Linked DNA regions of Homo sapiens: region 2 is linked to region 1. Evidence: chromatin contacts called from ENCODE Hi-C or POLR2A ChIA-PET data. All regions are on one chromosome and are shown on one strand. Each heading gives the region's core, a stretch centred on a gene start or an enhancer-like site at or near the end of the contact. The rest is flanking DNA. Distances are from core to core; before and after follow the strand shown.

Evidence for each region. A loop is a pair of places that touch in the nucleus more often than their neighbours do. ChIA-PET counts read pairs that join two places held with the same protein, here RNA polymerase II (POLR2A). Pooled maps may share reads with other maps.
Region 2: a map of PC-9 shows a loop between it and region 1 (4-fold over the local background). The contact joins two enhancer-like sites. A Hi-C loop is called at or near these places in 1 of 168 maps with a recorded cell type or tissue (PC-9) and 1 of 50 pooled maps. POLR2A ChIA-PET finds 5 or more read pairs at or near these places in 4 of 52 experiments (GM12878, H1, OCI-LY7 and 1 more).

Annotation. Positions count from the first base shown.
Region 1 is chr9:88,195,956-88,199,141 of GRCh38, forward strand. No RefSeq gene overlaps it. Among named protein-coding and RNA genes, the nearest start is that of SPATA31C2, 59 kb to the left of the region's middle. Within about 2 kb of position 1,655, at least 8 of the 41 ENCODE cell types and tissues checked have a DNase peak (open chromatin) inside an H3K27ac peak, as active enhancers do; they include PC-9, where a contact is called at or near this core.
Region 2 is chr9:88,343,192-88,346,254 of GRCh38, forward strand. No RefSeq gene overlaps it. Among named protein-coding and RNA genes, the nearest start is that of SPIN1, 44 kb to the right of the region's middle. Within about 2 kb of position 1,625, at least 2 of the 41 ENCODE cell types and tissues checked have a DNase peak (open chromatin) inside an H3K27ac peak, as active enhancers do; they include PC-9, where a contact is called at or near this core.

The sequences.
Region 1 (3,186 bases), core at 405-2,904:
GTTTCACTGAAAAATCAACTTGCAAAAGGCAGATTAATAGGAGAAAAGCCATACAAATTCATTTAACATGTATACATCGGGGGCCTTCTGAATGAAGACCCAACTTCCCAGTGAGGTACAGAAGCTTATATACCATTCTGAGGTTAGGAGACAGGAATAACAAGGGTGGTTGCAGGAGAATAGAAAATTCCAGGCAGTGGTTTCACATGGCTAGCAAAAGGAAACTGTAGAAATAGCTGCAGAAACTATGGGCTGATAAGACCCTAAAAGCCAGGGTGCGGACTAAGCTGGGTGAGACTAACCGGACTCAATGTGGCACTGGATTTGACCTAGGTTTCACCTAGAACCTCATTATACGCTCATTAGCATACAAATCACACACCCACCAGCACCATGACAGTTCCAGGAACATCCATATTTGGTGTGAAAATGAGTAGCACTAGAGTTCCAGAACATCTCCACCTTTTTCCAGGAATCTTCATGAATATTCCATCCCTTAGTTAAAGAAACCCACAAAGGCAGCCCCTCCAAACCCCTTTGCATGTGACTGTCTCTTGAGTACACCTGCACTCCCCTTTCTTGAGTGTGTACTTTTCACTTTGCAATACATTTCCGTACTTGGACTATTTTCTGACTCAGCCTTGAATTTATTCTCACTGGGGTGGAGGTCCCACTAGCAACTGGGGACTTCCCGCAGCCCACTGATGTCAGTTACAGAAAGAATGGGAGCTTGGATCCTGGTAAAACAGGTTATGGGAGTGGAGAGAAGAATTCCATTGAGGGGCAATAAATGATTACTAGAATGAATGACTGTATGGGAAACAGAAATTAACTTGTAAATAGTTCTCTTTGGAATTTAAATGATCCCTGGAGCAAGTTATTATCTTCTTTTCTGTAATGGATAAGGAGATAACAGGGAAGACAGCAAGAATAATTGTTCTCCTTGGTGAGTCTGTCCTACCTGTATGTATAGATAGGAGAAAACCAGTGCTTATTGATCTCTAAGGGTTTTTAATTTAAAATACTCATTATACCAGGGACCTGTATTTTGGAGTGAAATACTTTGAAACAACCAAAGGCAGAGAGATAGTCCCAAATTATCGATGAGAAGATTAAGTAAAGTGGGCAGAAGAGAAAAAGATTATATGTCTATAATACTGCTACCCTTCCATTACTTCTCACATCGGGCAGAATTAAGATATTTCCCAAGACTGAGACACTCATGGAAGGCAGCCAGCCGTCACCACAAATCTTCATAAGCTCACTGCAGCTTTCCTGCTGCTACACACAGGCACATTCTCTCCCCCTCTTCTTTTTTTTCCTTCCTTCCTTCCTTCCTTCCTCCCTCCCTCCCTCCCTACCTCTCTTCCTCCCTTCCTTCCTTCCTTTCTTCTTTCCTTCCTTTGCTGAGTCAAACTCAATTGTGTGTTACTTCTACAAACATTTTGTTATAAATATTTTCAAACATACACAAAAATAAAGGAAGTATAAAATGAATCTTCACGTATTTATTACCCAGTTTCAAGTATAAACATTTTGCCAATCTTGTTTTATCTACTCTCCACCCCTTCCTCTCCTCACCACTCAATGTTTCTCTGGATCATTTTAAGGCAAATTCCAGGTTTTCAGTCTTAAATGTATCACGTCTGTCTAAAAATAAGCACTTAAAAAAAACCTAATCACAGCACATTATCATACTTTCCCAAATTAATATTTCTTGATTTCATCTAATACCCAGTTTGTTTTAAAATTTTCTCAAAAATAACTTTATGCAGTTGGTGTGTTCAAATAGGCTCTATGCAAAGTCTACATCGTGCATTTGATAAATCTCTTAAGCTCTTTCAATATGTGATACTTCCCCTTCTTCTTTCTGGCTTTCAGGCCATATGTTTGGTCTGCTCAATTTTCCACAGTCTGGATCTTGATGAATTGCATTCTTATGGTGTAACTAACACATTCTTTTGCTTCTTGTATTTCCTGTAAGCTGATGTTTACATTTAGAGGCTTGTTTAGACGCAGGTTTGAATTTTTTTAGCATGAAAGTTCCAGTTGCACTGCAGAATGTCTGGTGATCCCAGGTTTAGCACTTTTGAGGTTGATCAGTTAAAAAGTAGCTGTTTGGGAGGCAAAGGGCACATGTTAGTCGCCTTTGCATGCCCATTGTCAAGCACAGCATTGTGCCTAGAGCAATCCCTGGCAATGTTTACTGAGTTGAAGCAGTTGATGAAACCCAGATTTGTGAGACTTCAGATACAAATCTTCTATTCTCAGCTGAGATGCCTAAACTTTATTAATTCACATCTGTATGTTGTAAAAGTTCTATTTTATTTTACGACCTTAGCCAGTTTTGACCAGTTCACCTTGGCTGCGGTTGTTTCTGTTTCATCTTTTTCTCATAAATAGTGTCAACCTTAAATAATGAGATTCAGAAAATATGACTAAGGATAGAGTTTATTCGAGTGCAAAGCTTGAGGATAGCCACTCATGAAGCGTCAGCTCCAAATGAATATGGTCAGCATTCCCAAGTGGAGAAGTTAAGGTTTCACTTTTACAGACAGAGACAAAGACATTTTCAGAGGATTACAACATTTTCTATAGGAGACCAGTGCATACATTAAAGCAATTTGATTGGTCACAGATTGCTACGTGCCAAGGAAGATTACTTTATTACTCAATGAGGAGGGATGGTGATCTGAGGAGGTCTTCTCTCTCGTGCTGTTTGGTCTTCTTAATTATTCACAGGGGGAAAAAAAGGCGGAAGTTGCCGCTGCACGTGACTCAGGCTGCATAGCCACATTTGTCTCAAGGCTCAGAATAACTTAAAGTTCCAACAACTTGAAGTTTGAATTATTTAATTTCACAATAGAAATTAAAACAAAGATTTTAACGTTTCTTAATAAGAAGAAGCCATCTTCATGCGAATTGTGAAATTTTTAAATTAAATATATTTTTAAAGTTAGTAATTTACTCAAGCGTTGTTTAGACATTGTTTTAGAAACTGGTATCTTGAGTGTCTATGCTTGTCATCTTTCATGATGAATGGTCCCTGTTTATTTGCAAAACTTGCCAATCTGCCAAAGCTTTATTTGCTGGGAAGTTAGCATGTCTGGGAAAGTAACACTTTCTTTTTGCTTTAGTAACGTATAAATATTTTTAAAAAAGGATATACATATTTTTAGGAAAATA
Region 2 (3,063 bases), core at 375-2,874, 150 kb after region 1:
ATCACCTGAGGTCAGAAGTTTGAGACCAGCCTGACCAACATGGAAAAACCCTGTCTCTACTAAAAATACAAAATTAGCCAGGCATGGAGGCCCATGCCTGTAATCCCAGCTTCTTGGGGGGCTGAGGCAGGAGGATCGCTTGAACCTGGGAGGCAGAGGTTGCAGTGAGCCAAGTTCATGCCACTGCACTCCGGCCTGGGTGATAGAGCAAGACTCCATCTCACAAAAAAAAAAAAAAAAAAAATATATATATATATATATATATATATAATATACATTTATATATAAATATATATAATATATAATGTATATTATATATTATATATAATATATAATATATAATATAATACATATTATGTATTATATATTATATATAATATATGAATATATATTATGTATTATATATTTATATATAAATATATATATATATTTTATATATATATTTATATATATAAATAATATAAATATATAATTATTTATATTATATATTATATATAGTTATATTATATATAATATATATAAATATATAATATATAAAAAATATATATTTATATTATATAATTAATATATAATATATATTATATATATTTAATATATAATATATATTAAATATATTATATTTAATATAATATATATAATATTACATATTATATTAAATATAATATACATAATATATTATATTTAATATAATATATAATATATTATATATCATATTTAATATAATATATTATGTATATTATATTAAATATAATATATAATATATTATATTAAATATAATATACATAATATATCATATATTATATATATATTTTATATATATATATACACTACCTGAGACTGGGTAATTTCTAAAGAAAAGAGGTTTCATTGACTCACAGTTCCACATGGCTGGGGAGGCCTCAGGAAACTTACAATCGTGGCAGAAGGTGAAGGGGAAACAAGAACCTTCACATGGCGGCAGGAAAGAGAAGTGCAAGCAGAGGAAATACCAGATTCTTATAAAACCATCAGATCTCGTGAGCACTCACTATCACGAGAACAGCAGAAGGGAAACCGCTCCCATGATCCAATCACTTCCCTCCCTCCACACGTGGGGATTACAGGTCCCTCCCTGGACACATAAGGATGACAATTACAGACAAAATTTGGGTGGGGACACAGAACCAAACCATATTGGTATGGATCAGAACCACCCTCTTGGGGTCCGTCTCCTCACAAAGAAACTGCTGTTTCATCGTCCTCTACCCTGGTTTGAGCATCAGGATGGCATGCAGCAAGGCTTTACCATACGCCCTCCTGGGAAGACCCTGAATCCTGTCAACACCACTTTGTGTGGACAGTGACCATCTGGGCAATCCACCATAAGCATGCAAGACCTTTCTGGTTGTTGATTATTCAGATCCCAAGAGATGAGGTGATAACAAGAGCACACTGAATATCTTCCTTGAAGTCTCTCATAGGGGTCAGGACATGCTACCCCAAATTGTGGCCCCTTGACATTTGAGAAAACAGCCAAGGCAGGAAGGTCACCCTCACCCTCCCTTCACCCTTTTCCCCTGAAGCAGGTCATTAAACCCTCATTTTTGAGGTGTCCTCTCTGGACTCAGAGGAAAGGAATGTCCTTATCTCTGAAGACACAAGCACACAGAGAAGAATCTGAACAAACTTGTCTTGCAAGTCCCCGATCTATTACCATTAGGTCATGTCCCTTTGTTCAATCACATTTCTGCACGCCTGTCCACTCTTCATCAAACTTAGCATTAAAATACATAGGTTAGGCTGGGTGCGGTGGCTCACGCCTGTAATCCCAGCACTTTGGGAGGCCGAGGTGGGCAGATCACCTGAGGTCGGGAGTTCGAGACCAGCCCGACCAACATGGAGAAACCCCATCTCTACTAAAAAATACAAAATTAGTCAGGTGTGGTGGCATATGCCTGTAATCCCAGCTACTCGGGAAGCTGAGGCAGGAGAATCGCTTGAACCCGGGAGGCCGAGGTTGCAGTGAGCCGAGACCACACCATTGCACTCCAGCCTGGGCGACAAGAACGAAACTCCATCTCAAAAAAAAAAAAAAAAAGAAAAAGAAAAAAACATAGGTTAGGGCACCTGTACTCTCAGCAACTTGGGAGGCCGAGGCAGGAGAATCACTTGAACCTGAGAGGCAGAGGTTGCATTGAGCCGAGATTGGGCTGCTGCACTCCAGCCTGGGCAACAGAACGAGACTCCTTCTCAAAAAAACCACATAGGTTTCCCTGTTTCTTTGGATCTTCATTTCTGAAGGCTCTAGTGTTTCATAAAACTTACATAAGATAAATGTGTATGCTTTTCTCTTCTTAATCTGTCTTTTGTTATAGGGGCTTCAGATGTGAACCTACTGATGGGGAAGAAAAGGTGGTTGGGTTTTCTTTTTTTTGAGATAGGGTCTTGCTCTGTCCCCTAGGCTGGAATGCAATGGTGTAATCTCGGCTCACTGCAACCTCCACCTTCTGGGGTCAAGTGATCCTCTCATCTTAGCCTCCTGAGTAGCTGGGACCACAGGTGCACACTACCACAACTGGTGAATTTTAAAATTTTTCAAAGAGATGGGCCCCACTATTCTCCCAAGGCTGATCTTGAACTTGTGGGCTCAAATGATCTTCCCACCTTGGCCTCCAAAGTGCTTGGATTATGAGCATGAGCCACTGAGCCAAGCCAAAAAAGGTTATTTCTTTCCCCATACATCTCCTACCATTGGTATGTTCTTCTAAATTTCTCTGGGTCTCTGAAAACCAGGTCTGGTGCTTACCGAATGGGTAAATTTAAAGGAAAAGGGTTTATAAGGTGAAAGAAGTTGGTGCCACTTTACTTGTGTGAAGATATTTTTCTTTTCTTTTTTTTTCTTGAGATGGAGTCTCTCTCTGTTGCCGAGGCTGGAGTGCAGTCGTGCAATCTCAGCTCACTGCAACCTCTGCCTCCCAGGTTCAAGCTATTCTCCTGCCTCAGCCTCCCGAGTAGCTGGGACTACAGGCGCCTGCCACCACGCCCATCTAATTTTTTGTATTTTTAGTAGAGATGGGGTTTCAC